2 separate regions of the Homo sapiens genome follow, and region 1 is linked to region 2. Evidence: read pairs that join two places in POLR2A ChIA-PET (ENCODE). Cell type or tissue: PC-9. All regions are shown on one strand. Links, peaks and the distances in the headings refer to the core of each region. The heading gives the core; the rest is flanking DNA.

What was found. ChIA-PET counts read pairs that join two places held together with the same protein. Peaks named below come from ENCODE experiments on the same cell type or tissue, not always from the same donor. Only the 100,000 strongest peaks of a DNase experiment are listed, where the experiment ranks them.
Region 1: POLR2A ChIA-PET joins it to region 2 with 9 read pairs; 3 of 35 experiments call an interaction of 5 or more read pairs at or near these places.

Annotation. Positions count from the first base shown.
Region 1 is chr13:27,256,594-27,271,150 of GRCh38, reverse strand. RASL11A (RAS like family 11 member A) reads right to left here and starts at 321. Exons shown (of 4, transcript NM_206827.2): 1 at 83-321. The coding sequence starts at 206. RefSeq lists silencers at 1-150, 191-410 and an enhancer at 359-859. In PC-9, for the core only: no CTCF peak of the experiment used is centred there; no DNase peak of the experiment used is centred there; H3K27ac peaks cover 1,109 bases.
Region 2 is chr13:27,575,728-27,592,402 of GRCh38, reverse strand. LNX2 (ligand of numb-protein X 2) reads left to right here. Exons shown (of 10, transcript NM_153371.4): 2 at 10,600-11,106. The coding sequence starts at 10,700. Among named protein-coding and RNA genes, the nearest start is that of LNX2, 36 kb to the left of the region's middle. In PC-9, for the core only: no CTCF peak of the experiment used is centred there; no DNase peak of the experiment used is centred there.

The DNA.
Region 1 (14,557 bases), core at 10,408-14,407, 330 kb after region 2:
GGCGCCCTCTCTCCGCAGCGCCCCCAGTGGTCGCGGCCGGAGCCGGGGAGCGAAGCCGCCCGGGGGTCCCCGCCGCACTCACCGCTCTTGCCCACGCGGCCGGCGCCCAGCACCGCCAGTTTGATGTCCTTGGGCAGTAGGTAGTCCGAGGAGGACTCGGGGATGGGTGCGAGCAGAAAGTGCCCGGACATGCTGAGCGGCCGCATGGAGCGCGTCCCGGGGTCCGGCGCGCAATCCGAGAGGGCTGGGCCTCGCCGCACCCGGAGCCGGCTCGCCAGCTGGGAGTGCGGGACTAGAGGTCCGGGACCGCGGCGGCTGCCTGCAGAACTGTCAAGGCCCGCGGCTTTTAAAGGGCTTGGTGCGCCCGGGAGCGCGGCGGCCGTCCCAGCTCCTCCTCGTCTCCGCCCCTTCCCGGAGCGGCCGGGAGGGGCGGGAGCAGAGGCCGCGGAGCTGACTATCGCCGAGGCTGTGCGCTTCGCCGGGCTGCTAGCTGCTCGCGGCTCCAGGCGCTCTGCGGCAGGACTGCGGCTCCGGGGCTCAGACCCTGGAGATACGGCCACCGTCCAGAGCGCGCGAGTGGCCTCTAGTCAGGCATTCTGCGAGTCTCCTCGCCCCGCAGCAGCCAGCCGGAGTCACTAGACCTGTGGGTGAACTTGAGATAGGAGTTACGAGTTGACGAGAGAAGAAGAAAAAGTGCAATCAGTTGGATGTTTCTGCAACAATGGGACAGATTGCTGTAAAACGCTGCCCTTTTTATTTTTAAAAGGTGCTAAGGGGCTGGGCGCGGTGGCTTACGCCTGTAATCCCAGCACTTTGGGAGGCCCAGGTGGGCAAGATCATCTGCGGTCAGGAGTTCAAGACCAGCCTGGCCAACATGGCGAAACGCTGTCTCTACTAAAAATACAAAAATTAGCGGGGCGTGGTGGTGGGCGCCTGTAATCCCAACTACTCGGGAGGCTGAGGCAGCAGAATCGCTTGAACTAGGGAGGCGGAGGTTGCAGTGAGCCGAGATGGCACCACTGCACTCCAGCCTGGACCACAAGAGCGAAACTCCGTCTCAAAAAAAAAAAAAAAAGAAAGAAAAGAAAAGATGCTAAGGGGTAACATTAATATGGGAAAAGGGCGGGGGGCGGGGGGCAAGAGCTCTGAATTAGTATCAGTGGAGGCAACTGCAGTCACTGTGACCTTGCTAGGGATAGATGAAGTCCCCTTAGGGGCAGTGATGGTTAGCATCTCAGTATCCATGCCCAGCCCCTCCTCTGCAGGCAGGGGTTGCACTGGCTCATTCCTGAACACTCATGAGCACTCCACTGGCTGGGGGCCCTGGCCCTGCACTAAGTGTCCATCATTAATACTATCCTATGTGCTTGAGTCATGCATTTGCTTCAGTATCCAAATATTTACTTCTAGGTGCATGGTGGGGTCTAGGGTGGGGTGGGGGGCAGTGTGAGGAACAGGACACAGAGCTATAGACTGGTTCTTGGATTTCTGGAGCCCACCAGAAATAGCACAGCAGAAGCCTCAGGACTTTAACCTTGAACAGTTAGAAGACCTTCATGCCTCTGACCTCCTGTGTTCCAGCCTCACTTGCCTAATCGCCTATTAGACAGCCCCACCCTAATTCATACCTTTCTCTACCCTGGTTGTACCAGTTTTTGCTGCATGACAAGCCACACCAAACTAGATGGCTTAGAACAACAATCACTTACAGTTGTTGAGCCCTTTGATGCATCTGCAGGGAGCTTCCAGGTTCTGGAAGTGGGGGCTGGCTGCCCTTGGATAGCCTTACTCATGTCTGGCAGCTGTTGGCTGTGATGAGGGAGGGTAGTGACTGAGTTACATGTCTCTTCTCATTCAGCACGTTGGCCAGGGCCTGCCTTCATGGTAGCTGAGCAGAGTTCCAAGAGAGTGGGTGGAAATGGATAAGGCCTCTTGAGACCTAGGCCTTGAGAAGGAACCCATCCCTTCTGCTGCATTCTGTTGGCCAAAGCAAGTCATGGGGCCAGCCCATATTCAAGGAGTAGGGAAATACACTCCGCCCCTTTGTGGAAACAGCAGAAAAGTCACGTGTGAAAGGGCAAGGAAGCAGAGAGTGATGGAGAATGGGGTCCATTTTTGTAATTGACCATGCTAATGAATGTGTCTCCATCCACCCAGTGGCCCAAGCCTGGGAGACATCCTTGACTCTACCCACTCTCTCACTTCCACATTGATTAATCGCCAAGTTCCATCATTTCTCCTCCTATATTTCTTGGTGTCTCCCTCTGTATCCCTACTGCTCTCATTTCTTTTTTTTTTTTTTTTTTTGAGACGGAGTCTCGCTCTGTCGCCCAGGCTGGAGTGCAGTGGCGCAATCTCGGCTCACTGCAAGCTCCGCCTCCCGGGTTCACGCCATTCTCCTGCCTCAGCCTCCCAAGTAGCTGGGACTACAGGCGCCCGCCACTACGCCCGGCTAATTTTTTGTATTTTTAGTAGAGACGGGGTTTCACCGTTTTAGCCGGGATGGTCTCGATCTCCTGACCTCGTGATCCGCCCGCCTCGGCCTCCCAAAGTGCTGGGATTACAGGCGTGAGCCACCGCGCCCGGCCTCATTTCTTATCTGCAGAATTCTGAATAATCCTGAAGTAAACTAATCTAGACTAGATGGTGACTTCAGTTTACATGTTCCTCCCTTGGAGAAGCCGTCTCTGATCACTGCCACTGTCCCCACCCCTATCTTGCAGTTACTCACTCTCAGGGCACTGATCTCAACTATCATTACTTTCTGGTGGAATATTTGTTTCATGTCTGTCTCCAGGAGGACAGGGACTCTAGCTTGTGACTCTAGTACCCAGCACATAGTGGCACCTGGGACTGGCAAGGTCCTTAATAAATGTTTGTTCACTGGCTGACTTTCCAAATGAATGAATGAATGCTGTCTTCAGTGTATGAACTGGAAAATACAGAAGTCATGTTTCTGACCATTTTCCCATTGCCTTGGTTTTGAGAGCAGCTTGCTCTCAGGAAGACGTGTGCTGGGAGATGTCCTGAGATAAACTGCCATATTTAAGTTGTACTGACTTTTGACTGTTCATAAGGCAATTTTCTCTGTTAAACTGCAGTTTAATTGAAAAGACTTGAAGCAAGGCACCTTCCTCCCTGATGGGGGAAAAGGCACCATAAAGACAATGACTGTCTAGGGAACAACTGGAAGCTGTTAAGTTCCAGGGTCACGTGCAGCTCCGTGATGGGGGTCTGGGCTGTTGTCTCTGATTCCTTTTGACTTCTCCTTTATGGATGCAGGGTGGCTCCTGCAGCATCAAGTCCTTACCCAAACAGGAAGGGAAGGAAGTACTCTCTTAGTTGTTCTCTTTATGAAATAAAGCAGTTCTCACAAGAACTCAGCAGACTCTCTCTTACATCTCACTGGCCAGAACAGAGAAACTGGGAAAGAGATTACTCAAGTATCTAGCAAAGAAGACTGGGATGGCCATGACTAGTTTAGACAATCATGATTCCTCCCTCTAGCTGGACATACCACCACCCCCATCCAAAATCAAGAACTCACAGAGAGAATGACTGCCAAGGAGATCTGCCATAAACCCTATTCACCTTCCTGGAGTGAAAATCCAGCACTTTCAAGGGAAAAGAGTCCTTTCTTGGTGGAATGCTGAGTATCTCTGTCTCTCCTCACCTCCTTCTCTGTTTTACATTCCCAGTCTGGAATAAGACCATTGTAGCTTAAGGTCAGCCAATAAGGAAGATTCCTAAGACTGTTCTCTGCCCAGTGATAATTATGTTCCACTTTGCATTTACATTGCACCTTTGCTCAGAAGAGCTCAACATGTTATTTCATTCTCCTTGGAAAAGCTCTTTGCATTTATAAATATACAAAATAATCCATGACCTTCTAGTGAAGACAGTAAGTGACTGAACTGTAGAATTATAAATAGCCTTGCCTAAATTGTTGCTGCTTGTGTTCTGCCATTTCCTTTTAAATTTGTGTCCAGAGTTATGTAAAACTATGGTGCAACCAATATAACAGGCGTGCTGAAGTGGTTTTAAAAAGATAATAGAAATGCGTAGGCATGGATACAGATATACAAATCTGTGGGTGTTTAGAATGAGCATAAAGGCCAGAGTTTGGTAATATGCAAATAATAGCACACTTGGGAAGTTATTAACTCTTTCCCAGTCAAATAAAAGCTTGAATTCTAGTCATCAGGCAAAATTTTGCCAAGGGTCCTCCTCTTGTTCACAAACAACTCCCCCACCCCAGCCATAACCCAACATCAACTCCCTCTCCTGTATATCCTAAGTCCTTGACTATTGAGTTTACCGGAGCCTCAGAGCCCCTGCCTTTGAGGTGCTCTCCCTAAACAGGAATCATGGCTCTGCCCTCTACCAGCTCCCTATTTTACTTCAACTCAGCAGGCACAATTACTGAAAATTGACTCTGTGAGGCTCTGTGATAAGTGCTTGCGCAGAACATAAAGAGCAGCGAACATTTACTAAGACAGCAAAGTATAACACACTCCTGCCTGCCTTCACAGACATCCCTGTAGTGAAGAAATTTATCAAATTCACTATCATTTATAAATTACTGTTGAGTTTACCAAGAAAATTCTCAAATATTATCTTAATTTTTAATTAATCCTGTGAAACAGGTAAAGAATATCCTCTAAATTGTGGTTTAGACAAATTGAGTAACTTATCCAGTCACAGAGCCATATAGTGGTGCAGGCCTCAAGCCCTCTGAGTTTTAATCTTGGCACATTCCACGGGTATGGAGGGCAGGGTGCAGAGCCGGGCACTGTGGCTCCCACCTGTAATCCAGCACTTTGGGAGGCCAAGGCAGGAGGATTGCTTGAAGCCAGTGTTCAACCCTGTCTCTACAAAAAAAGAAAAAAGAAGGAAATAAAAGAAAAGAAGGAGGGAGGGAGGGGAGGGGAGGAAGGAAGGGAGGGAGGGAGGGAGGAAGGAAAGGGGAAGGGAGGGGAGGGGAGGGGAGCAGAGGGGAAAGAAAAATTCGCCAGGCATGGTGGTGCATGCCTGTTGTCCCAGGTACTCAAGATGATGTGGTGGGAAAATTGCTTGAGCCCAAATCAAGGATGCAGTGAGCTGTGATCATACCACTGCACTCCAGCGTGGGCCAGAACAAGACCCTGCCTCAAAAAATTCAAAATTCAAAAAAAAAATACAAAATAAAGAAAGCAGGTTGTAGAACACTGTGTTGGTAATGGAAGGCCAGAGCAGGTCAGGATGCAAACTCCAACAGAGCTGCCACAGGGAGAGTTAGGTCTGATCCAAGTATCAGGGAAAGCTTCAGCATGAGCTGGGCTGCAGGTGAGTCAGGTGTGATCGGTGGAAACCAGGGGAGGGCGAAGGCCTGTCAAATTGAGGGAACAGCATGCGCAAAATCATGGAGGTACATGACAAGTGTGAGGAATTCTGAGTAGTCTCAACAGTGAGAAGGGTGTGGTAAGTGACCCAAAAGGCTGGGGGCCAGACTGTGAATGGCATGCTAAAAAGTTTATCCAGAGGCTATGGAAAGCCATTAATCATTTCTTGAGGAGAAGAGCTCCTTCTACAGTTGTTTCTCGGGTTATCTGTAGGGCTTTAGTTCCAGGACACACTGAGAATACCAAAATCCAGGGATGCTTAAGTCCCTGATATAAAAAGAGTGTTGTATTTTCATATAACCTATGCACATCCTTCCTACTTTATTTTTTGAGATGGAGTCTCACTCTGTTGCTCAGACTGGACTGCAGTGGTGTGATCTCGGCTCACTGCAACCTCCACCTCCCGGGTTCGAGCAATTCTCCCGCCTCAGCCTCCTGGGTAGCTGGGATTATAGGCGTGTGCCACCATACCCGGCTAATTTTTGTATTTTTAGTAGAGACTGGGTCTCACCATGTTGGCCAGGCTGCTCTCGAACTCCTGACCTCAAATGATCCACCCACCTTGGCCTCCCAAAGTGCTGGGACGATGGGCGTGAGCCACTGCGCCCGGCCCTTCCTTCCTACTTTAAATCATCTCTAGATTACTTATAATACCTAATACAATGTAAATGCTATGTAAATAGTTATACTGTATTGCTTAGGGAATGACAAGCAAAAAGTTTGTACATGTTCAGAACAGATGCAATTTTTTGTCCCAATATTTTCCATCCCAGCTTGGTTGAGTTCATGGATGCAGAACTCACAGATACAGACACAAAGAGCAGACTGTACATACAACAGTATGAGTACTAGGAGCTTACAAATAATAGGATATGGGCCTGGTGTGGTGACTCATGCCTGTAATCCCAGCATTTTGGGAGACCGAGGTGAGAGGAACCCTTGAGCCCAGGAGTTCAAGGCTGCAGTGAACTGTGATTGTGCCACTGCACTCCAGCCTGGGTGACCCTGTCTCAAAAAATAAAAACAAAACAAAATGATATGGTCTCTGACCTCAAAGATCTTAAAACTGTTTACTTACTCATCTCCCATGAGCAATTAATTTAATCTGAACCTCTCTTCCTTCTTAGGTGGAACCAAAAAAATCCAATCATCTTCACTTGAGCTAAGCCATCATCTCATTTTACAGAGACAGTAAAGAGTACCCCATTTATTTTCCAACCCAAATGATTTCCATAAATCCAAGTCTTGCTGGAGAAGTGTGTACGACAGCATTTGTGTGCCTCTTCCATTAGTGGCTTTGTGTGGTGGCCTGTCAGCAGCTCCTCGCCACACACGGCTGTTTGAAAAGAATCACAGTGCAGAGCCTCGGCTGCTTATTCACTCCTCTGTGCACATTTTCCACCTCAGCAACAGCAGCTGCAGCTGCTGCCTCACTGTTATTATTCATAACCTAGCAACTGGTCGAACAGATTCTGTGGAGAAGGATTTTTGCTATCAATTTTTTTCTAAGTGGAGCTGGGGTGAAGAAACATGCTATAAACACTCATTCCAAATAAATCCAACCCAGTTTTAAATCCTTTGTCTTGTGCACAAAAAAAGAGTAAGATAAACCTACCTTGTTCATATTTTAGCAATTCTTTATATTTTAGCAAATTTTCCATCCTAGTACAGAGAAAATGCTACTACAGGAGTGGGAATATGGAAGAGACAAGAACCTGAGTGTGTGTTTCTGCCACAACATTCAGAAGAAAACTTCAAAAAACAGTGTGATATATTTTATCTAACCCTTTGGGACTGGTTTCAACTGAATAAAAATAGAAGGCCTTAGAAAATACCTGGCTAGATCAGAACAGACTTCAGTTCAAAGTTCAAGGAACCACACAGCCTCACTTACAATCATGGCTATTACTTAAAAATAGGGTGAAAAAATTTATAGTTAGGATATTTTTCTTCATTTTCACTGACAAGTGTAAGAAGGGAAATTGGACAGTAAGAGGTTAATTTATAAATTCACAATCTGTGGTGGTTGCTCAGGACCTGCATTTCAAGGCAGACATGTAATCAGCACACACACACATTACTCAAAGTTCGGAGGTTCCAATTTAATTATCTCCCCACTTATAAAACCTAATCTGCAGGACATCCAGATGGAGCTGCCCAAGAGGAAGATGGAACTACAGATATGGGGCTTCAGAGAATGTGAGCTCTGCAACTGAGCCTCAAGTATCAGAGAAGGCTAAAGACGTAGACCAGTGGTTCTCAAAATTGAGCATGCATCTTATTCACTCAGAGAGCTTGTTAAATAGAGTGCTGGGCCCCATCCCCAGTATTTCAGATTTGGAGGGTCTTGGGCAAGTCTGCATTTTTTTTTTTTTTTTTTTTTTGAGACGGAGTCTCGCTCTGTCGCCCAGGCTGGAGTGCAGTGGCACAATCTTGGCTCGCTGCAAGCTCCGCCTCCCGGGTTCACGCCATTCTCCTGCCTCAGCCTCCCGAGTAGCTGGGACTACAGGCGCCTGCCACCACACCCGGCTAATTTTTTGTATTTTTTAGTAGAGACGGGGTTTCACTGTGTTAGCCAGGATGGTCTCGATCTCCCGACCTCGTGATCCGCCCACCTCAGCCTCCCAAAGTGCTGGATTACAGGCGTAAGCCACCGCGCCCTGGCCAGGTCTGCATTTTTAACAAGATCTCAGATGATGCTGATGCTGCCAGCTGGGAGATCATACTTTAAGAACCTCTGGCTTAGATAACCCAGGAATAATTTATAAAGGAGAGAGAGACAAATGTGGAACATCTAGGAGGGGCCAGAATGAGGCTAGAAGGGGGTCAGATAGGGAGAAGAAACAGTAAAGTATGATGGCAGAACCCTCTGCAAGAGAAAGCATTTGTTGGCTGTGTCAATTATTATGTGGATAAAATTAAATTGGAAAAAAGTATCTACATTTGTTAATTAGCAAGCTTTTCGTAACCTTTAAGAGTACAGTTTCATCAGTGGTGGAGGCGGAAGCCAGATTTGCAGTGGGCGACCAGGAAATTTAGCTATGAAAGGGAGGAGGAAGGCACAACAGGAAGGGCTGCTTGGTTTATTTGCTGGTTTTTGCAAGCCTGCAGGCTGAAGTCAAAAAAGCAGCAAGTTGGGCTGGGCGTGGTGGCTCACGCCTGTAATTCCAAAACTCTGGGAGGCCGAGGCGAGCAGATCACCTGAGGTCAGGAGTTCGAGACCAGTCTGGCCAACATGGCAAAACCCCATCTCTACTAAAAATACAAAAAAATTAGCTGGGTGTGATGGAGGGCACCTGTAATCCCAGCTACTCGGGAGGCTGAGGCAGAATTTCTTGAACCCAGGAGGCGGAGGTTGCAGTGAGCCAAGATCACGCCACTGCATAGACCAGGATAATCAGTGAAACAAGAGGGCAGAGGCAAGAGCCCTGTCAATACCAACTCTTTCCTCTTTTACCCTCCTTGATACCTTGTTTTATGAAGGGATTTAGGTCTTACTGTTCCTCCTATACTGTCACCTCCTTAATAAGGCTTTATGATGTGTCTTTTTTCCCTTCATTCCACAGTAGAGTAGGTACCAGTAAACATCCCCTTACTGGCCAGGTGCGCTGGCTCACGCCTATAAATCCCAACACTTTGGAAGGCCGAGGTGGGCAGATCACTTGAGCCCAGGTGTTCAAGATTAAGTCTGGGCAATATGGCGAAACCCCATCTCCACTAAAACACAAAAATTAGCCGGGCGTGGTGGCATGCTCCTATAGTCCCAGCTACTCAGGAGGCTGAAGCAAGAGGATCACTCGAGCCCAGGTATTCGAGGCTGCAGTGAGCCTTGATCGTGTCACTGCACTCCAGCCTGGGTGACGAGGGAGACACTGTGAAAGAAAAAAAATTCCCCTTGATAAAGATCTATAGATACAAGTTGATAAAAACTCAGACGACTAAACAAAACATATATTGTGTAATGATAAGTACTATAACTTATAATATAGAAAATGAATAAAGTCTGTATAGGATATTGAGATCTTGATAAAATTCGAGCAGAGGCTGACTAAAGGGGACAAATCATGGGGAAGGATGAAGGAAATGCATTCCTTCATAGCATAACACGCTCCTTCAAAAGCATTCCTTCATATTTTGTACTTCAACTTACTTACAAAAGCCCTCAGGCACGAATGCACTTGGCATATTAAAGGCACAGCGAGAAGGCTCATGAAATTGGATCTGACTTTGGGGCAGGAAGTGGTACAAGACTAGGTCGCAAAGGTAGCTATAGTACAGATAATGTAGGGTTTTGTAGGCCATGATAATCATCAGAATATAAATGGTATTCAAAGCCATGAGGCTAAATCTCACCTGAAGTATAAAGGTACTTCAATATTTGGAGGTCAGAAAGACAGAACCAGCAAAGACTGCAGATCAGGTAAAAGGAAACCAGGAGAGGGTTCCAGAAGCTAACTGAAGCCAAACTCAATAATAAGTATTTTCTCTCACCAAAGTAGCAAAGATTAAATTAAAATAATCAATGCTGATGAGAATGCTGTGAGACAAGCATGTTCCCTGGAAGGTGGAGTGCAAACTGGTATAACCCTTTGGTAAATCAATTCATCAGTGAATCAATAATTTGAAAAACACATATTCTTCAACCCAGTATTGTGCGAGAAAATCTATTTTTGAAGATTAATCCAAAATACTAAAATTTTATGTATATTCATAGTATTGCCACTGATTGTTTTAAAAATTGCTATGCTGTACATCAAATAGGAAGAGTTCATTTTCTGAATATCTGTGCTAAGGATAGTAGTTCCCCTAAGTCAATTCGGCATGTCATCGTTTTCTCTCATGCCCAACTTCATCAGCCCCTCTGAATTGACACCTCATATCCTCATTTCCTTGTTGACAAGTCACAATTTACTTATTTCATCTGGTTGTGTTAAAATATGAAATCATAGACCTAAATGCACCAAGGGCCTATAGGAATCATTTTATCCAACCCCTTATACTCAGGTAGGTGATACCACTTTACTGATGAGGCAACAAAAAGTGAAGGTAACATGACTTGTTGGAGAATGAACAAAAGAATGTTTAAGGTCTCCTGATCTTTGCACGTTACATGGGAGGTTTAACAATCCTACATATTCATATGCAAAATGGTTACAAGTCCTCAAAATTCAGAAAACACTATAGTTTTGTAAAGATTGAACACAGACATATCTATCCTTTTTTTTTTTTAAAGAGCAGTCTTTTTCTCATTATCCTCTCGTTAATTTGAAGGGCATTTATTGAATGCTTACTATTTTCCAGGCATGAAGAGTGCAAAATTTAGTAAGAGACAGTCCCTAAACTCAGGTGTAGTGGGGAAGACAGAACCTTACAAGTTAAAAACACTGTAACAGAAGCAAACACATCTGTCATGGGAACAAAGATGTGGGGGATTTTATTACAACCAGAAGTATCTCTCTTCTCCGATTCCAAGAGCTTTCTTCATTCCTCTCCTTAAAATACTTCCATCAGGGAAGGTATCATCTATGAGATAATACAGGGTGAGTGCTAAAGGACAAGCAGGAACTCATCAAGTGACCAAAGGAAAGCCTAAATGTTTCAGGCAAAGGCAAGTGCATGTGCAAAGAACTTGAAAAAACCTATTTCCCTAATATCTAAAGCATAAAGTAGGAAGGCAGTAACAGGAAGTGAAAGGGAAAACAAGCAGAAACCAGATTACAAAGGGTCACATACATGACGGTATCACGTGTTTGCACACTCATCCAATTGTCTAAACTCATCAAACTGTACACACTGAAGGTGCAGTTCTTTGTTATCAATCATACCTCAACAAAGCTGTTACAAAAAATAATGTGGTCTTCCAGACACTATCTGGTACCCACCACCCACCCACCCACACACTAACTTATTGGAGTCTTCTGGGATCCACTTGGTAGTCAAACAGCACAGCAAACAGAGTAACTCTTTGGCATAAGAGGATCATGGGTTCAAGTCCCAACTCTGCCACTTTCTGGCAGTGTAACCACTGGTGAGTTATTCTCCCTTCTTGAGTCTTTTATCTTATTCATAAAACATGGTAGTCCCCACATCTCAAAGCAGCCAGGAAGATGAAACAGATCAAGTGGTCAACAAATGTTGTTAGGCATATAATACCAATTCATTAATAGAGCTCAATTTTATGGATGCTCTCTGAAGCAGATAAATGGTAAACAGGGAAACATACCACACCCCCTCCCCCAACAAAAGGAGGCCACATATACTCTTAAAACCTAAATATTAGTAAATTCTAGATTCACTGGAAGGCAATGACTTAATTTTGGACATCCAAAATACTCCTGGCACGCATTTGTAAAGAAACAACGCAAAATTCTCAATTAGCAACAGAATATGAAACAAAAGTTGGTCGTAACTGAATATTCACTGTAACATCATGATGTGCTTTGTAAGTATTCCCATCTAATTCTCAAAAATCACCCTTTTAGGGGCACTTTTATTATCTCCTTCCACGTAAGAAAACTTAGTCATATTGGTCAATTTGCTATGTATTAACAGAATGAGTAAGTGTGGACTCTGGAAGCTGCTTTAATGAAGGGAAGAAGGCAAGTGTGACTAAAGGGACAGGCTGTGAGGACTTCAACTAGATGCATTGTTGAGCCATGAACTATGATTGGAAAATACACAGGACTAATGTGATAATTATGTTTACATGCAACTCTCCACTACTAGAATGTGAATCCTTAGGGGCAGTTATTCAGAGATTCATATCCAGGTGTGAGGGATCCCAAAGCTGTACATACCACCCATCTCGCTTCATTAGAAAAAACTCAAGACCACCAACTAGACTTTTCTCCATTCACACTAAAAAATGGTTTTTTTTGAGACAGGGTCTTGCTCTGTCACCCAGGCTGTAGTGCGGTGACACAATCACAGCAGACTGTAGCCTTGACCTCCTGGACTCGTGATCCTCCCACCTCAGCCTCCCAAAGTGTTGGGATTACAGGTGTGAGCCACTGTGCCTGATCTTTCATAGCATTTAGTAAATATTACTAGGTCTTTGCCTTACACAGCAAATACACCCCAAGTAGGTAGCAACAAGACTGACTGTGTAGAATCTCAAAGGTTAGATAAAATCAATTAGGGGATGAAATGGACTTACAGTCAGTAAGATTAGTGAGGATACATTTCAAGGACCCATGTTTGCTAAGTAAAGGTTTCCAATTGAATGGTACTGTTTTAATATGTCCTCTCCAAAATTCATGATGAAACTTAATCCCCATTGTTGCAAAGAAATTGCCATCAGTCATGCACTGCTGGTAGAAACGTAAAATGGTAGAAAACTCTCTGGAAAACAGTTTAGCAGTTTCTCAGAAACCTAAACATGGAACTACCGTTAAGACCCAGCAACTGCACTCTTGGACATTTATCCCAGAGAAACGAAAACTTACATTCACACAAAAACCTGTACATGAATTCTCCTAACAGCCTTAAAAACAACAGCTAACAACTGGTAATAACCCAAATGTCTTTTAGCAGGTCAATGACTAAACAAACTGTGATACGTTCATACCGTGAATTGTACTGAGCAATAGAAATACACACAATACACGAAACAACTTGGATGCACCTTCAGAGAAAGATGCATCCGAAAAAGGCAAAAAAGTCAAAAAAGGCAAAGGGTCACATCTAACTTACATGATTCCTGGTCATTCCCATTCTTGAAATGACAAAGAAATGAAGGCTAGCTTGGTGCTTGCTAGGGATCAGTGGGGATGAGGGGAGATAGAGGTGGTCTGACTACGTAAGGCAACATGAGGTATCTTGTGGCGTTAGAACTGTTCTACATATTGACTTTATGCTTATCACTTTTTTCTTAAGATGGAGTCACTCTGTTCCCCAAGCTGGAGTGCAGTGGCATAATCTCGGCTCACTGCAATATCTGCCTCCCAGGTTCAAATGATTCTCTTGCCTCAGCCTCCAGAGCAGCTGGGATTACAGGTGCTCACGATGGCAGGCTCATTTTTGTATTTAAATACAGACGGGTTTCACCATGTTGGCCAGGCTGGTCTCAAACTCCTGACCTCAAGTGATCCACCCACCTCGGCCTCGCAAAGTGCTGGGATTACAGGCATGAGCCACCATGGCCGCCTATTATCAATATCTTGATTGTGAAACTGCACTACAGCTTTGTAAGATGTTATCATCGACAAACAGTATACAGTGTACAAGGGATCTCTATTATTTGTAACTCCATGTAAATCTGCAATTATCTCAAAATAAAACATTCAATTAAAAAAAAAAAGGAACTCCCATTGTGGCAGTTATCAAGAGGTAAGTTAAGGCCAAACCTTCACAAGACACCGAACCTGCCAGCACCTTTACCTTGGGACATCAGAGCCTCCAGAACCACCACATAAGCTTCTACTGCTTACCCAGGTCTGTGGTATATTGTTACAGCAAGACAACGGCCTAAGACAAATGCTATTACCACTATTATTTTGAGTCCTGTTCCATGCATGGTCAAAGCAATTCCAAGCTAGTATATAACACACAAAGAATGGATGCTTTAAACAATCTTTTTTTTTTTTTTAAGGATTCAAAAGCAAACTCTGGATCCTGAGCTTAACTGTTACGCAATAGATGACATCCCACTTATTTTTGTATGTTTTATTTGTCCTGGCACAGTAGCTCACACCTGTAATCCCAGCACTTTGGGAGGCCAAGGCAGGTGGATCACGAGGTCAGGAGTTTGAGACCAGACTTATAAACATGGTGAAACCCTGTCTCTACTAAAGATACAAAAATTAGCCAGGCGTGGTGGCACGCGCCTATAATCCCAGCTACTCAGCAGGCTGAGGCAGAATTGCTTGAACCCAGGAGGCAGATGTTGCAGTGAGCCGAGATCACACCATTGCACTCCAGCCAGGTTGACAGAGCAAGACTGTCTCAAAAAAAAAATATTTTATTTCTTCCTTGATGATTTAGAAGGACTATCTTCAAACCAGTACAAGTATTTCATATATAATACCTCGCCATTTTCTGAGTAATTTGTTGCACAATAAGCTACCTCATGTCCTTCAGCAAGAAATACATTAAATTTGAATAGCAAGGACATTACATAATGAATTAGGACACAACCAAAATTTGCTTTAAATATTTCTTTGGGGGAGAGGACACCA
Region 2 (16,675 bases), core at 5,024-9,023:
CCAGTTGCTCAGATCAAAAATCTTGGTGTCATCCTTGACTTTCCCCCCTCCCATCAGCCCATGAACACATTTTATTAATCAGCAAACTGTATTGGTTCTACCTTCAGAATATATCTAAAATTGAGTAATTTCTCTCTATCTCAACTATGTTCATCATGTTCAATCTACCATCATCTGTGGCTCAGAATATTTCAGTAGGCTTTTAATTGCTTCTGCCTTTGAGCCCTTCAGATTATTTTCAACATAGCAGCCAATGATCTGTTAAAATCTGACTCAGAGTAAAAACCAAAGTTTTTTAGGCCCTACAAGATTTAGTTAGCCCAGTAACCATTCTGATGTCTTCTCTGAACTTTCCTCATTTTATCTATGCTGGCCTCCTTACTGTTCATTGAACACACCAGGGACATTCTCGCCTCAAGGCCATTGTACTTATTGTTTCATTTGCCTGTAACAGACATTTTTACACCAGATACCTGCATGGCTTTCTAGTTACTTCTTTTTGGTTTTAAATTCAAATGCCACCTTCTCAGTGAGTTCTTCCTTGATCATGCTGTTTAAAATAGCTGTCCTCCCAGTACTGTGACTTCCCTGCCTTGCTTTCCTTTGCTCTGTAAAACTTTTCAGCGTCTAAAATACTGCATTTCATTTCTTCTTATATGTTGTCTATCCTCCACCCTCTCCCCCTGTTAACTTCACAAGGGCAGGGATTTTTGTCTGTTCAGTGCTCAACTCCTAACCCTGGAACAGTAGTGTCTGGCACATAGGAGATTCTCAATAAATCCTAGATGGATGGACGAACAGACAGGAAAAAGAATGGGAGGTCAGATTTGAGGTTAGGGAAAAGAATAATTAGTTTGCTTTTCAATATAGTTGGTTTGTGAAAGTTCACTCCCTAGTGGAGATGTCAGAAAGGCAGGTAATAGCAACTTAACATGTGAAACCTGGGATTTTGTTTGAATCCGTTTTGGAAACACAGGAAACTAATATAATTGGAGGTGCATTGTTGATCATCCTAGGGGCTTCATATAGTACAGCCTCTTTATAGTTCTGGCTTTACAGTGCAAATATTTTATTAATATTTGAATCATGTAACATTATGCATTTGTATTTTGCAGGGATATTTGATATATATGAATCTGTAATGAATTACAATGTATTTTCTTTCTTTTAAGTTTTCTCAGTGTTAGAACTGTAACTTAAGTAAATTAGAAGACATTGTGTCAGCACATGGGAATCATTCTGTGTAAACATCAAGGCCAACAAGGCTCTGGTCCCTGCCCCTGAGGCCATTGTCTATTTAGTCTGGCCTTGAGAAAGCACAAATATGGCTCTTCAAGGTCTGACCCAAAGTTATTCTTAATCTGATGGTATATATGTATATGTGTGTGTGTACACACACATATATATACACACACACATATATATGTATATATACACTTTATAATACATATATAAAGTTATAAGTAGAGCAAATTGAACATCCTAAATATGCTTTTTAAATTATTGGTGTCACTGATTAGCTTTGAAAGCTGCAACATTTAAATTTCTTATATCTTGTTCTTAGTTAAGATAATGAAGCCTGGGAATCTTTATTAGTAATATCACCATGATATTATTTTAGTTCTATTTCCTTTACCTTATTGCATAGGTTGATCACAGAATAGCAGTATCCACCCGATTCTTTTGCATTTATTGGAGAAAATAGGACTGACAAGTTTCTTCTGTAGCTTTAGATATTTTTTATGAAAAAGTATAAGATTGGCTCTGGGGCAAAATCTGCTATCTAAAACCACCTATTTACTAACATCTGGGTTAGTACTAAAGCCATCTATGCTGCTAACATTTACCTGTGCTTGCCTTAAAAAAAAAAACCGGGCTGGGGATGGTGGCTGACGCCTGTAACCCCAGCACTTTCGGAGGCCGTGGGAGGCCGAGGCGGGCAGATCACTTGAGGTCAGGGGTTCGAGACCAGCCTGACCAACATAGCGAAAACCCATCTCTACTAAAAATATAAAAATTAGCCACGCATGGTGGCATGTGCCTGTAATCCCAGCTGCTCAGGAGGCAGAGGTTGCAGTGAGCAGAGTTTGCAGTGAGCCGAGATTGCACCACTGCATTCCAGCCTGGGCAACAGGGTGAGACTCAAAAAATAAATAAATAAATAATAAAAATAAAAATAAAAAACCAACCATAGATGCAGCAGCATCTCCTAAATAGCACTTTTGGCTAACATGTGAAACCTGGCTAACATGGTGAAACCCCGTCTCTACTAAAAATACAAAAAAATTAGCCGGGGGTGGTGGTGGGCGCCTGTAATCCCAGCTACTGGGGAGGCCGAGGCAGGAGAATGGCATGAACCCGGGAGGCGGAGCTTGCAGTGAGCCGAGATCATGCTACTGCACTCCAGCCTGGGTGACAGAGCGAGACTCCGTCTCAAAAAAATAAAAATTGCCCCAACTCAGCTGGCTGGTGAAGACTGCTGTTAATGAAGAAAGCCCACGTGTTGGAGGTGCTGGAGAAGTCTTTCTTGTTGGAGCAAAGTTCTTTCCACAGCGGTCTTATTGGCAGAGGTTCACCTAGATGTTACTGGAAAGGTTTAGCATGATATTTAATATATTTCCTTTTTGAAATAATTTTATGTAAATTCTGTTTCCAAATTAAGGTAACATGATTTAGAGTAACCTTTGAAAGTATAACTTTAGTATAACTGTCTTCAGTGTAGGAATCAGGCAGGTAACCCAGTTTGGTTTTTGCCTTGATCACTTTGCACTAAAAAAACCTTTTTCATCATGGTTTAGGAGAATTTCAAAATTAGGAGAACTAAAGGTGAAGGGGGTTTAAAATTTTAAATTTTCTATTAGCCACAATTTGACCTCCCTTATATAGAATATTTAAAAGATTAAAGTTATCAAAAAATAAAAATGAACAAATACTGAGACTAAAAGGTAAATATACCAATAAGTGTTTTATTATATATAAACAGATACAGAATCGTGTTTTAGAGATAAATTCAAACTCCCTCTGTGTGTGTATGTGATTAATTACTATTTAAGCAAAGCCAGTAGATTATAGTTATAGCCAGTAGTTTATAGAATAAAATTTATGTGAAGCTCCCATATGATACGGTAAATATTTCTATGCAGCTAAATATCCAGATATGCTTCTTCCAGTAGGAAGAGGCTCTGGGGAAAGAACTTTATTCCGGGAAAGACAGACTCCTATAGCAAGGCTCAATCAAGCATTTTTCCATTTTTAGTTTTTGCTTTTCCAAAAGGATTGTTGGTTATTGACCGGTACTTCTTGTGAAAGAAGGGTTTTAGAACTCTTCGATGCTGTATATCAGTCATTTACCCCCTTTTCTTTCATTGAATCCACAGGGTCAAAACTGTTTTCACAATGCCTTTCTCACTCTTTTTGGCACAAGTGTCTAGTAGAATTTTCCAGACCTCACATGTGAGCTCATGACAGATTAAAAACAGAAACATATATGAGACTCCAGATTAACAAACATGTAAAATAATATATTTCTTCTATGTTTTTTACTTTGAAAAAAGTTATTTTCCATAAAAATGTTAATCTACTGGGTTTGTTTTTTTTATTAACATGGATATTTGAATTTTCATTACTAACATAATGAATACAGACAGATAAAAGCTGTTTGGGAGCTTCAGTAATTTTTTAATTAAACTTTTTATTTTGTGATAATTGTAGATTCATATACAGTTGTAAGAAGAAATAATACAGAGAGATCCCATGTACCCTTTATCCAGTTCCCCCCAATAGTAGCATTTTGCAGAACTATAGTACAGTATCATAACCAGGATATTGGCATTGATACAATTTCCGTTGTCACATAACCCCTTGTGTTGCCCTATTATTTGCCCCTAACCCTTCTTGATCCTTGGCAACCTCTAATCCATTTCTATAATTTTGTCATTTCAAGAATGTTATATGCATGGAACAATACAGTATGCAGCTTTTTAGCATTGGCTTTTTTCGCTCATAATCTTCTGGAGATTCATAGAGGTTGTTGTTCATAGAGGTTAATAGTTCATTCCTTTTTATCGCTGAGTAAAACTCTGTGGTATAGATGTGCCACAATTTGTTTACCCATTCATCAGTGGAAGTACATCTGAGTTGTTTTGTAGTTTCTGGCTACTACAAATAAAAGTTGCTAGAAACATTCGTGCACAAGTTTTTGTGTGAATGTAAGTTTTCACCTCTCTGGGATAAATGCTTAAAGGTATAGTTGCTGGATTATATGGTAGTTGCATGAATTTTTTAAGGAAACTGCCAAACTTGTCCAGAGTGGATAAAAGGGTTCTGAAGTCAAACAAGTTTGACAGCACTGCTTTTTTTTTTTTTTTTTTTTTTTTTTTTTGTGACAAGAGTCTCGCACTCTTGCCCAGACTGGAGTGAAGTGGCGCCATCTCGGCTTACTGCAAGCTCTGCCTCCAGGGCTCACGCCATTCTTCTGCCTCAGCCTCCTGAGAAGCTGGGACTACAGGCACTCGCCACCATGCCCGGCTAATTTTTTGTATTTTTAGTAGAGATGGGGTTTCACTGTGTTAGCCAGGATGGTCTTGATCTCCTGACCTTGTGATCTGCCCGCCTTGGCCTCCCAAAGTGCTGGGATTACAGGCGTGAGCCACCGCGCCTGGCGACAGCACTGCTTTATACAGAAGCAGCTATCAAAGCTGATATGTGACATATACCATGAGAAAATTTTCCTGTGTTGATACCAAGTAAGGAAACTTTTTTCCCTTACCCCTTTGTAGATTAAAGGGAGTATTACCTTATTCTTTGTGCATTTGTAAATTAACGGGCTGGGTTCATATGTTGATTCCTTTGAAGTGCCACAAATGCACAATATTTCCTCATATATGAATATAGTTATACATATCAGGACCCTTTTTGCATTTCAGGATCATGTATGAGCCTGAGAACAATCTTTTTTAAATGCCTAATATGTCTTAAGAAGTGGGAATACAAAAGATTAAAAAGGCTATTTTTACCCTCAAAGAGGAGGGGAGGCAGATGAGCAAACATGCACTGTAGGAATTGCTGAAGGGAAAATATGTGTAAAGGGCAGCAGGAGCAGAAGGGAAGGGGGGGAGCGCTCAAGAGTAGGAGGAGGCAGAATTTGAGCTGAAGCTAAGGAATGAGAAGGATGGGCCAGGGGGACTTGAGAGGTAGGGTATTCTTAGACCCCTGGTACCGATGAGTTAAGGGAACCACAGATGCTTCCTGTCTAACCTTCAGTGGTAACTCTTAGCTCATCGTCTTTTTCCCTGGGCTGGATCTCTTAGGTTAGGGCCAGTGAAGACCCTTTAAATCTGAGTCAGGAGTAACATCGAGAGAAATGAACTGAATAATACATAGTTTTGGAGTATGCAAACCGATGGTGGAAAACCATAGTTCTTTCTGAGAGTCTTTGTGGATATTCTTATCCCTTAAACCAGGAAGATCAAGCATGTTAATCTTAACTGGAATTAGGTAGTAAACTCCCTTCCTATTGCACTGGCTGTTTTTCAAGATATTATTTTAAATGTGTTGTAATAATCCCGCCCAAGCTAACAGCTTCCTTCTCTTTACTATTCCAGCAATACTGTTAAATAGATTATACAGTTAGAAAAGATGCACATTATGCTACATTTTATCTTTATATTTTAGGAAATGTTTGAGACTATTATTTAACCTGTACTTTAGTATTTCACACTGCTCACAGATATATAATATCTGAACTCAAACATATATGAACATGGGCATGTCCTCCTGTATACATAGATGTAGTTTTGTTCACCTAAACTTGCTGAAAGAAAGCATTATTGTCACCCAGTTGGTCATTCAACATTTATTGAGCTCCTCCCCTGTGGGAGGCTCACTCTTAGAGCTGATAGTTCAGTGAGGGACCCCAGTGTGAGAGTAGTGTGAGGCAGTACAGCCAGCTTGCACACAAAGCAGAAAGAGAAAGATCTGCCTGAGCTGGGAGAAGAGGGGTGGGATTGGGGCTTAGAGAAGTGAGGTCAGGATGCCTTTCTCCTTCCAAAACTCATACTCTAAAGCTTTCCTGGAATATCTTTCCTATCATGTTATTTTAAAGCCAGAAGGAATGGGTTTATCTTCCTTCTTTCTTACTAAGTAACTATATGCTATATGGCTTTGCACAAATAATAAAATCTGTGTGAACATTTGATTCTCTATTTTTAATAATAGATAGCACTTACATTGCACCTATGATTTGCCAGATACAGCAATATATATGTGTATGTGTGTATATATATACGTATATATATCTGAACTTAGATATTATATAGATATAGATATATGTACTGCCTTATATATATAAGTATATGTATATATAAGTATATATATGTATGTAAGTATATATATATATATAAGTGTATATATATACACTTATTCTTTATATTGACCCTTTGAGATAGACCGCTGTTACTAAATGGGAACATGTTAATTTTCTTCATGAAAAGTTTTTTGATAAAATGAAAATAAAGAACTGAAGTTATTTAGAGATTTAGAAAGTAGCTAAAATATAATCGTCTTAAATACTTTCTTAGTCATCATGTGGGAGGCTAGAATTGTAGTATTTTTCTTGAGGAAGAGAAAAATTAGAATAAACACTATCACAAAGAGGGGTAAAAAATAAGTGAATATTCTTGCTAATTGGTAATTCTTGCTATTGGGTAGGAAACAAGAATCTGCAGAAATTCCGTATTAAAATACCTAGCTTGGACGTGTCTGTCTGGCTGAGATACAGGATGTTTCTCTCCTTAATCTCATGTACTTGCACTGACATGTTAAAAGTTACGATGCTCAAAGGGAGAAGAACATGAATTATAAAATGCGAGAAATGTTTGCTTTCTTGATGTTGGTATTGATAGGAGTTTAGATTACAGGCTGCTAGTATTTTTTTTTATTATTTTTATATATTTATTTATTTATTTTATTTTTTTCCTTTTTGAGACAGAGTCTTGCTGTGTTGCCCAGGCTGCAGTGCAGTGGTGCGATCTTGGCTCACTGCAAGCTCCGCCTCCCAGGTTGATGCCATTCTCCCGCCTCAGCCTCCTGAGTAGCTGGGACTACAGGCGCCCGCCACCACACCTGGCTGATTTAAAAATATAGTAGAGACGGGGTTTCACTGTGTTAGCCAGGATGGTCTCGATCTCCTGACCTCGTGATCCACCCGCCTCAGCCTCCCAAAGTGCTGGGATTACAGGTGTGAGCCACCGTGCCTCGCCCATTTTTTTTTTTTTCTTTTTCTGAGACCGAGTCTCACCCTGTCACCCAGGCTGGAGTGCGGTGGCATGATCTCTGCTCACTGTAACCTCTGCCGCCTCCTAGGCTCAAGTGATTCTCCTGTCTCAGCCTCCTAAGTAGTTGGGACTACAGCCACCCACCACCATAGCCGGCTAATTTTTATATTTTTAGTAGCAATGAGGTTTCACCATGTTGGCCAGCCTGGTCTCAAACTCCTGACCTCAGTTGATCTACCTGCCTCAGCCTCCCAAAGTGCTGAGATTACAGGCGTGAGCCACCGTGCCCAGCCTTGCTGGTATTATTTTATTAGTTCTTAAAAACACAATTTATCTGAGGCCAACTGTCCTGCCTGAATCCTATGCCACCACCTCCTAATTTATGACAGTTGTTAAATCTGTTAAAACATTAATGTTTTTCTTTTAAAATTTTTATTTATTTAGAGACAGGGTCTCGCTTTGTTGCCCAGGCTGGAGTGCAGTGGTGCAAGCTTGCCTCACTACAGCCTCAAAGTCCTGGGCTCAAGCAGTCCTCCTGCCTCAGCCTCCCAATTAACTGGGACTACAGCCATGCACCATTGCGCCTGGCTAATTTTCTTATTTTTTGTGGAGACAGGGTCTCACCATGTTGCCAGGCTGGCCTCACTCCTGGGCTCAAGGGATCGTCCCACCTCAGCCTCCTGAGTAGCTGGGACTGCAGGCACATGCCACCATGCTCAGCTATTTTTTTTTTTTTTTTCTGTAGAGACAGGGTCCTACCATATTGCCCAGGCTAGTCTCGAACTCCTGACTCAAGCAGTCCTCCCACCTCAGCCTCCCAAACTCCTCCCTCACTGCATTACAGCAGTGAGCCTCTGCATCTGGCCTACTTTAATGTTGTTTTTCCAATAAATACTTTAAATAAATAAGCAAATACATATACGTGATTGGAGAATTTTGTTATTGAAATAGAAATGCTAGTAGCCTCAACATGGTATCCTACTCTTAAGGTTCTTGTGGCAGGCACGCTAAGTTCTAGAATTCCCCTCCCTTGAGTGTGTTTTCTTTGCTGCACAGTTTTACCTGCTTCATATTCCCTGAATGTGCTGTGTACCCTCAAGCCCCTGCAACTTAGCTGATGCTTTTTTTCACCCAAGGTGCCCTTGTCCATTTTTTCTCTCTGGCTGATACTTCCTGTCACAACTCAGCAGTCCCATGTTTTTTTTTCCCTTTTGAAAGTATTTCCGGCCACAAAGCCAGAGTTAGATGCCAGTTCTTTTCATGTCTCTCCATAGTCACGTAACACCCTGTGCATAACTTTTCTTAGAGTACTTACTAAATTGAATTTTAATAATGGGCTTTAACTGTCCTCTCCCTACCTCTTCTGTCTCGATGTTCAACGTTTGGTACATTCTAGAGTCTCTTCTTATGTAAATATTTACAGAAGAAGAAATACAGAGCTGCTGCCTTTGGAGTTGAATATTTAATCCCTGATCCCTCAGCAGTAGAAAGATGGAAACCGTTAGATGAGGGGAGCATTCCTGGCTAGGCTCGCGCTACCCTGGAGGAGGCTGCTCTAAGAGTTATATTGGAGGGCCGGGCATGGTGGCTTACACCTGTAATCAGCACTTTGGGAGGCCAAGGTGGGTGGATCACCTGAGGTGAGCAGTTTGAGACCCGCCTGGCCAATATGGTGAAACCCCGTGTCTACTAAAATTACAAAAATTAGCCAGGTGTGGTGGCGGGCATCTGTAATCCCAGCTGCTCGGGAGGCTGAGGCAGGAGAATCGCTTGAACCTGGGAGGCAGAGGTCGCAGTGAGCCAAGTACGCCGCTGTACTCCAGCCGGGCAACAGATCGAACTTAAAAATAAGTATGTTGGAGAGGACGCGCGCACACACACACACACACACACACACACACACACACACACACACACACACACACACACACACACACACACACACACACACACACACACTGCTGCTCTGAGTAAGCAAGCCCAAATCGAAGTATGGAATACTATGAGGTGAAATTGAAATGTATAACATATCTTATCTGTTTAATTGAATTTTGGCAGGTTTTTTTCTTTTAGTGGAATAAAATAGTATTGTACTTTGCAGCATTTGCGCTGTTATTTATATACGCTATGCAGATGTATCTTTCTATAATCTGTGTGACATATGGAGAGAGTATTCAAATCATACATACGCTGAAATTCATTTTTCCCATAGTGCTGAGCAAAGGTCATTTTTTATTATTATACTTTAAGTTCCAGGATACGTGTGTAGAACGTGCAGGTTTGTTACATTAGGTATACATGTGCCATGGTGGTTTGCTGCACCCATCAACCCATCATCTACATTAGGTGTTACTCCTAATGCTATCCCTCCCCTAGCCCCCCATCCCCTGACAGGCCCTGGTGTGTGATGTTCCCCTCCCTGTGTCCATTTCTTCTCATTGTTCAACTCCCACTTATGAGTGAGAACATGTGGTGTTTGGTTTTCTGTTCCTGTGTTAGTTGATTCTGAATTATCCTTGAGACTACATTTCAAAGACGCAATCTTTGATATTGTACTGTAAATGTGTAAAATCAATCAGAAGCAAAGAAGCATGTCTAAGATGACATGCAAATGTATTATATACCTCAAACAGCATTACTATTAGCACAATTAATTGGCTTTAAAACTACCATTGAACAGTGACATATTTGGGGATTTCAGTCAGTAAAACAAATCGATTGTTTCTTATGTCACACTATATAATCTATGGTGTCTTTACCTTTCATCAAAAGTTGTTTTTTTATCAAGAACTTGACAGTGGGAGCCAGGCACGGTGGCTCACACCTGTAATCCTAGCACTTTGGGAGGGCTGATTGCTTGAGTCCAGGAGTTCAAGACCACCCTGGGCTTTCCACCATGGAAACCCTGTCTCTACAAAAAAATACAAAAAAATTAACAGGACATGGTGGCGTGCACCTGTAGTACCAGCTACTCGGGAGGCTGAGATGGGAGAGTCACTTGAGCCTGGAAGGCAGAGGTTGCAGTGAGCTGAGATTGCACCACTGCACTCCAGCCTGGGTGACAGAGCAAGACCCTGACTCAAAAAGCAAATAAATAAAAAAATCAAAAGAGACAATTAAAACTTATAATAAAAAAGAACTTGGCAGTGTAAGTCCTTCTTAGCCAACTAGAAAATTAATTTCTTTTTTTATGACTAATTTATTACCTGATTCAACCTTTAATTTTTTACTAAAAAAAGCTAACCAGTAATATTACATTGATACTTTTAACCTATCTTGATTGATATTAATTACCTTTTTTAATGTGTTTGTTTTGCTTATCTAGAAAAACACACCTTGACTTTAGTCAGATACATCACTGTCTGTTAAAGGAAACCAAGCGTGAAGTGGAAGTCTAACACATGAGGATACAGAATTGATTCAAAATGGGAACAACAAGTGATGAGATGGTGTCTGTGGAACAGACCTCCTCCTCTTCTCTAAACCCCCTGTGTTTTGAATGTGGCCAACAGCACTGGACAAGAGAAAACCATTTGTACAATTACCAGAATGAAGTGGATGATGACCTAGTCTGCCATATTTGCCTTCAACCTCTGCTGCAGCCACTAGACACACCCTGTGGACATACATTCTGCTACAAGTGCCTCAGAAACTTTTTACAAGAGAAAGATTTCTGTCCGTTGGACCGGAAAAGACTTCATTTTAAGTTGTGCAAGAAGTCTAGTATTCTAGTTCATAAACTCCTAGACAAATTATTAGTTTTATGTCCATTTTCTTCAGTGTGCAAAGATGTAATGCAACGTTGTGATCTGGAGGCACATCTCAAAAACAGGTAAGCAAAAAATATAAAAGAAGTAACTCCAGATTTTGGAAAAAGGTGGTTCAAATGAACATAAAAACTTGATTAAAACAAAACAAACCAGAGCACTAGTAAGTAAATGGGTGAATCAAGTACAGAAGAGATACAATAAATAAGTTGTATGGAACAGTATTTAACATTATTTATCAAAAACATGAATACAAAAACTACAGTGAGGAAGTACTGTTTTATACCTGTTAATATTTCTGCTGCTGTAATATGAAACTGATATATTCAAATAGATGACAGGATATTATGATAGATTCTTTCTATAAAGCAGTTTGGCAGTTTGTTTTTAAAAACTATATGAATGTAAATCTCCTTTTATCTAGTTTATTATCCTAAGGAAATAATCTAAAAGCAGGAAAAATTGTATGTAAATATGTTCAGTGCAACATTGTGCATAGTTTGGTAAATTGGAATCAGTTATTTAAAAGTAGGGAAGGGTTAAAAAATACTATGCACATAAACTCAGTGGGATATTATGCAGCCAATAAAAACGATAATTTTGTTGCAATATGGAAATAAATACATTATTTTATTTGCTAAGATCTTGTAAAGATTCTGGGTTCAGGGACTAGACTGAACAAGAATTAGGAGTTGGAAAACTAAATATTTAGTGGGGATTTCTGTTCTCATAAAAGCTTTTTAAAAGGTTAAGTAATTTATTTAGCTGATGAGTTTTATAATTTGATTTTGCTAAAAGACTTGATCTTTAACTTAGGAAGAGTTACAGTATACGTCATTTGTGTAGAATCACATAAAATGGCAGAAATAAATACTGGTTTCTAATTTCAAGTTAAGCCAGTTTTACAGTATAAATCTGCAGTAATCTCGATTGCTGTGAAAAACAATGCATACTACATCATACTGGACTTAGATGTAAGAGTGTAAGTCTGATATAGAATGGCTTGCTATTATACTCACACATAAAATCATAGACTTGAAGGAGATTATCTAATCCCCCTCATTTTATGAATAAGGAGACTGAGTCACAAAAATTTAGTTAATGCTGTAGTTAGACTCAAGCTTTACTGTTCTTGTTTACTATTCTAATAAACCATGTTGACTCTATCGTAGGTCAAGTCATGTTCTCTGCTGCTATGTAGCAAAAGTTTCATTCATGTGCACATGAAATACACATTCATTTTGTATCAATATATTGTTGATATTTATTTCTAAACATCAGAGTTAAGACATGAGAAACAATGAAAAAAACAAAGATGTTATTAAAATGTTGGAAACATTTAGATTTATAGAATGCTTAACTCTAAACTGTGTTGTCTAGAACTAGGAGGTAAGATAGAGTAGGATAGACAGACTTTTGAAAATGCGTGTAATAATGTAGCATTGCATTTTTTTATATCTTCTGTAACCAGCAAGCATAGAATCTGAACATGATGGCAGAGGCCTCCTGGAAACTGACACTGGTCTTTTGAATATACTAGTCTGAGTCAGGACTAGTTATGGCTGAAGAATATTTCAGGCTGCTTCTTTCAGTAGAACTGTTCTTTTCAGTGTATAGGCTTCTTTTCTAAACATCAGTTATGAGATGTTAGAGGAACTGAATGAAATGTCAGTTCAGTTATTTATGATTTTGAGAGCTGAAAGATAACAGTTTCACAGATTTTCAGGAATATTCCTTTAACATGCATTCAAGAATTTAATTTGCAGTTGAACTATTACTAGTGTTTCTTATCAAACCATTTATAATGAGAATGTAAAAAACCTTGGTAATTGCAAACTGCCTTTTCATTTACATGTTGGTAAAGGCTTATCCAGTTGAAGGTTTCATTTTCCAGCTGTGCTTATTAGTATTGAAGTAACCAATTTTATCATTTCTAAAGTATCTTAGGCCTGTAACATGAAAGATACAGTGAAAAGATGGATGATTGGAAAAGGTGGTGATTTGCCTGATACAGACAGCTAAGAGTGATTACTGAGTATATAAATGTAAAAAAATTATAAAATGTAATATGATTTTTATATGCCATTTGAACAGATAGTGATGAACAGCCTGACCTTTCTCTGTTCTCTTAAATAAGAACATTGAAATTCAGGTAGAAATGTATATTATACAACATTCAACCCTAAATAATATAGTTCATTTGTTTATTCAGCAAATATTGATTATCTGCTATGTGCCAGATACTTTTCTAGGTGTTAGGTAGTCTCTGCAAGTTAGAATCTAATGCCGGGTTGTAGATTCCTTTAGAAACAGAACCATGTCTTTATAGTCTTTCAGTTTATTTGCCCAAAGTTGACAGTCATCTCATGTTAGTCCAATTAAATTGTTGATCTGTGTTTCAGTTATTCATTGCTGAGAAACTAACCACCCCAGACACACTGACATAAAACAACAAGCATTTGTTGATTCTGTGAGTCAGGATGCAGACAGGATGAAACAGGGATGGCTTGTCTCTGCTATCTTTATGTGTGCCACAGCTGGGAAGGAGCTGAAAGCCAGGGACTGCAACAGTTGTAACTGGAGAGTCTACTTCCAAGATGGTTTCTTCATTCACATTTCTGACACCTTGATGGGAATGACTAGGTGCGTGGGACTTGTCAGCTGGAGAGGCTACAGGTAGCCTTCCCAGCATGACAGCCTCAGGGTATTTAAAGTTCTTACATAAGTGGTTCAGTGTCTAGTAGGCTGCATGGCCTCATATGATCTAGCCTTGAAGTTGCCTGGCATCCCTTCTCTGTTGGAAGCAGTCATAAACCCACCCATATCCAAGGAAAAGGGGACATAGGTTTCACCTTGTGATGGGAAGTCAAAAAAATTTGCAGCCATGTTCTAAAACCAACATAAACTAGCAAGAAGAATGATGTTATGCGGCGCAGAATATGATTACTACGACTGTTTGCGGCTTCTCGGTATACAAATCTCACTTGTTTGTTAGAAATTGGTAAGTCTGTAAGTTTCATTGAAATTCATAAGATTTTAGCATCAGCAACAAAGAGTCATTGTATAAAAGTTGCATGGCTGTCATGTGCCTTTGCTCTTGAGCTTTTAGGGTTTACAGGAATCTCTTAATTATTGGTAGAAATAGAGCATTAGCAGTAGTTTGCATAAATTTGATAATTTCACATTTAAGATCACCTTCCTATTTGAATGAAATCCTGCCCTTAACAAATGTGTTTTGATTTGAGAAGAGCAAACATTTTTCTCCTACAGATAAAATATTTATGAAAGATGAACATGTTTAAATAAAACTGCTATTTTTAACTGATTATGTATTAGTGAAATGAAGAATTTTAAGAGACATGGACAGTCTCTATCTTTGAACAGAGAAATAAAGCCTTTGAAAAATATTCTACATGTTGTACTAAATATGTAACATTTTGATTGTTTCTTTGAAATTCTGCCAAGCAACATCAGCTATATAGCATTCCTCCTACGCTCTACCACTCATCTCCAACCCACCCTTAACGATTTAACATTTAAGCCTTTGGTAATTGTAAGTGCTAGTTGTTGTTGTTGTTTTTAAATTGTGTGTTTGTGCCCTAGTTTATGGCAAGGTTCAGAATTACTTTTCCTCTTAAAAATTACAGTTTAATGCCATTATAAAAAGTTTACAATAGAAAACCTTTAAAGAAGCCTCTTTCCTTGCTGAGAACTTTTCTTGTTCATGAGATGGTTATGAAACCTTAAGTTCAAGTTTGTTCAGCCTGTGCCACATGCAGCCCAGGAAGGCTTTTGGGATTATTTTTTTTTTAAGCTTATCAGCTATCATTGATGTTAGTGTATTTTATGTGTGGACCAAGACAATTATTCTTCTTCCCGTGTGGCCCAGGGAAGCCAAAAGATTGGACAACCCTGCTTTAGATGATGGTCCAGGAAAAACTAAATAGAAAAAAAAGGGATCAGGATAGGCTGAGGCATGATTGCACTTTTAAATTCACACTTTAACTTGGAGGGAAGTTTGTGTTTAGCACATTCTTATCAGTATTGTTTTTTCATGTATGGTGTGAAAAAGCAGATATATGTATTTGCAAATCATGTGTATTCTAGTATCCAGAATATATAAAGAACTCTTAGAAATGAAAAGATAAATCCAATTTTAAATGGGCAAAGGATTTGAATAGATAGTTCTCCAAAGATACTCAAGTGGCCAGTAAGCACATGACATGCTCAACATCATTAGTTCATTTTTATATTGGATTATTTGTCTTTTTGCTAAGTTGTAAGAATTTTCTATGTATTCTGGATACTAGACCCTTACCAGATATATGATTTGCATATATTTTCTCCCATTCTGTCAGTTGTCTTTTCACTTTCCTACATCCTTTAAAGAACAAATATCTAATTTTTATGAAGTTCATTGTTGTTTGCTTATGCTTTTGGTGTCATATCTAAGAAAACATTGCCCAATTCAAGGTCACAAAAATTTACATGTACGTTTTCTTCTAAGAGTTTTCTAGTTTTCTCTCTTATAATTCAGTTTTTGATCCATTTGGAATTAATTGCAATGAGAAATCATAATGTGTATTGTTCAATCCTTTAAATTTTATTGAGGCCTTTCTTTTCTTTTTTTTTTTCTGGAGATAGCATCTCGCTCTGTCACCCAGGCTAGAGTGAAGCAGTGCAATCTTGGCTCACTGCAGCCTCCACCTGCTGGGTTCAAGTGACTCTTGTGCCTCAGCATCCGAGTAGCTGGGACTACAGGCGCACTCCACCATGCCCAACTAATTTTTTTTTTTTTTGTGCTTTTAGTAGAGACGGGGTCTTGCCATATTGCACCAGGCTTGTCTCAAACTCCTGAGCTCAGGTGATCCTCCACCTAGGTCTCCCGAAGAGCTAGGATTACAGGCGTGAGCCACCATGCCCAGCCTTGAGGCCTTTTTTAAAATGGCCTAGCACATGGCCTGTCTTGGAAAATGTCCTGTGTGTACTTGGGAATAATGTAAATTCTGCTGTTAATGGATGGAGTGCTCCATATGTCTATTGGGTCTAATTGGTCTATAGTGTTAAAGGGTCTATTTTCTGGTTCCATGTCTAGTTGTTCTGTTAGTATTGAAAGTCGAGTATCAAAAGCTTTATTGTTGATTTGTCTATTTCTCTCTTTGTCATTTTTTACTTACGTATTTTGGGGCCATTGTTTGGTACAATTTCTGTTTATAATTGTCATATCTTGTTATGTTTTTCTGTCTTTTGCTTTATTTATGTCTTTGAATCTGAAGTGTGTCTGTTGTAGACAGTTGGATTATGTTTCTTGTAGCCCATTCTGCCAGTCACTGACTTTTTATTGGGATGTTTCATTCATGTAATTTAATGTAATTACTGATAAGGTAGGCTTTACATTTGCCATTTTGCTGTTTGTTTCTATATGTCTTATTTCTTTTTTCCTCCATTTCTTCCATTTGTGTTAAATATTTTTAATATGCTATTTTAATTCCCGTGTCATTTCTCTTAATTAAAATTATTTTCTTAGTGGTTACCCTGGGGCTTACAATTAACATCCTAGTTTATAGCAGTCTATTTTAAATGAATACCAGCTTCATTTTCACTAATGAATTAGTCAGGGATCTGTAAGGAAAT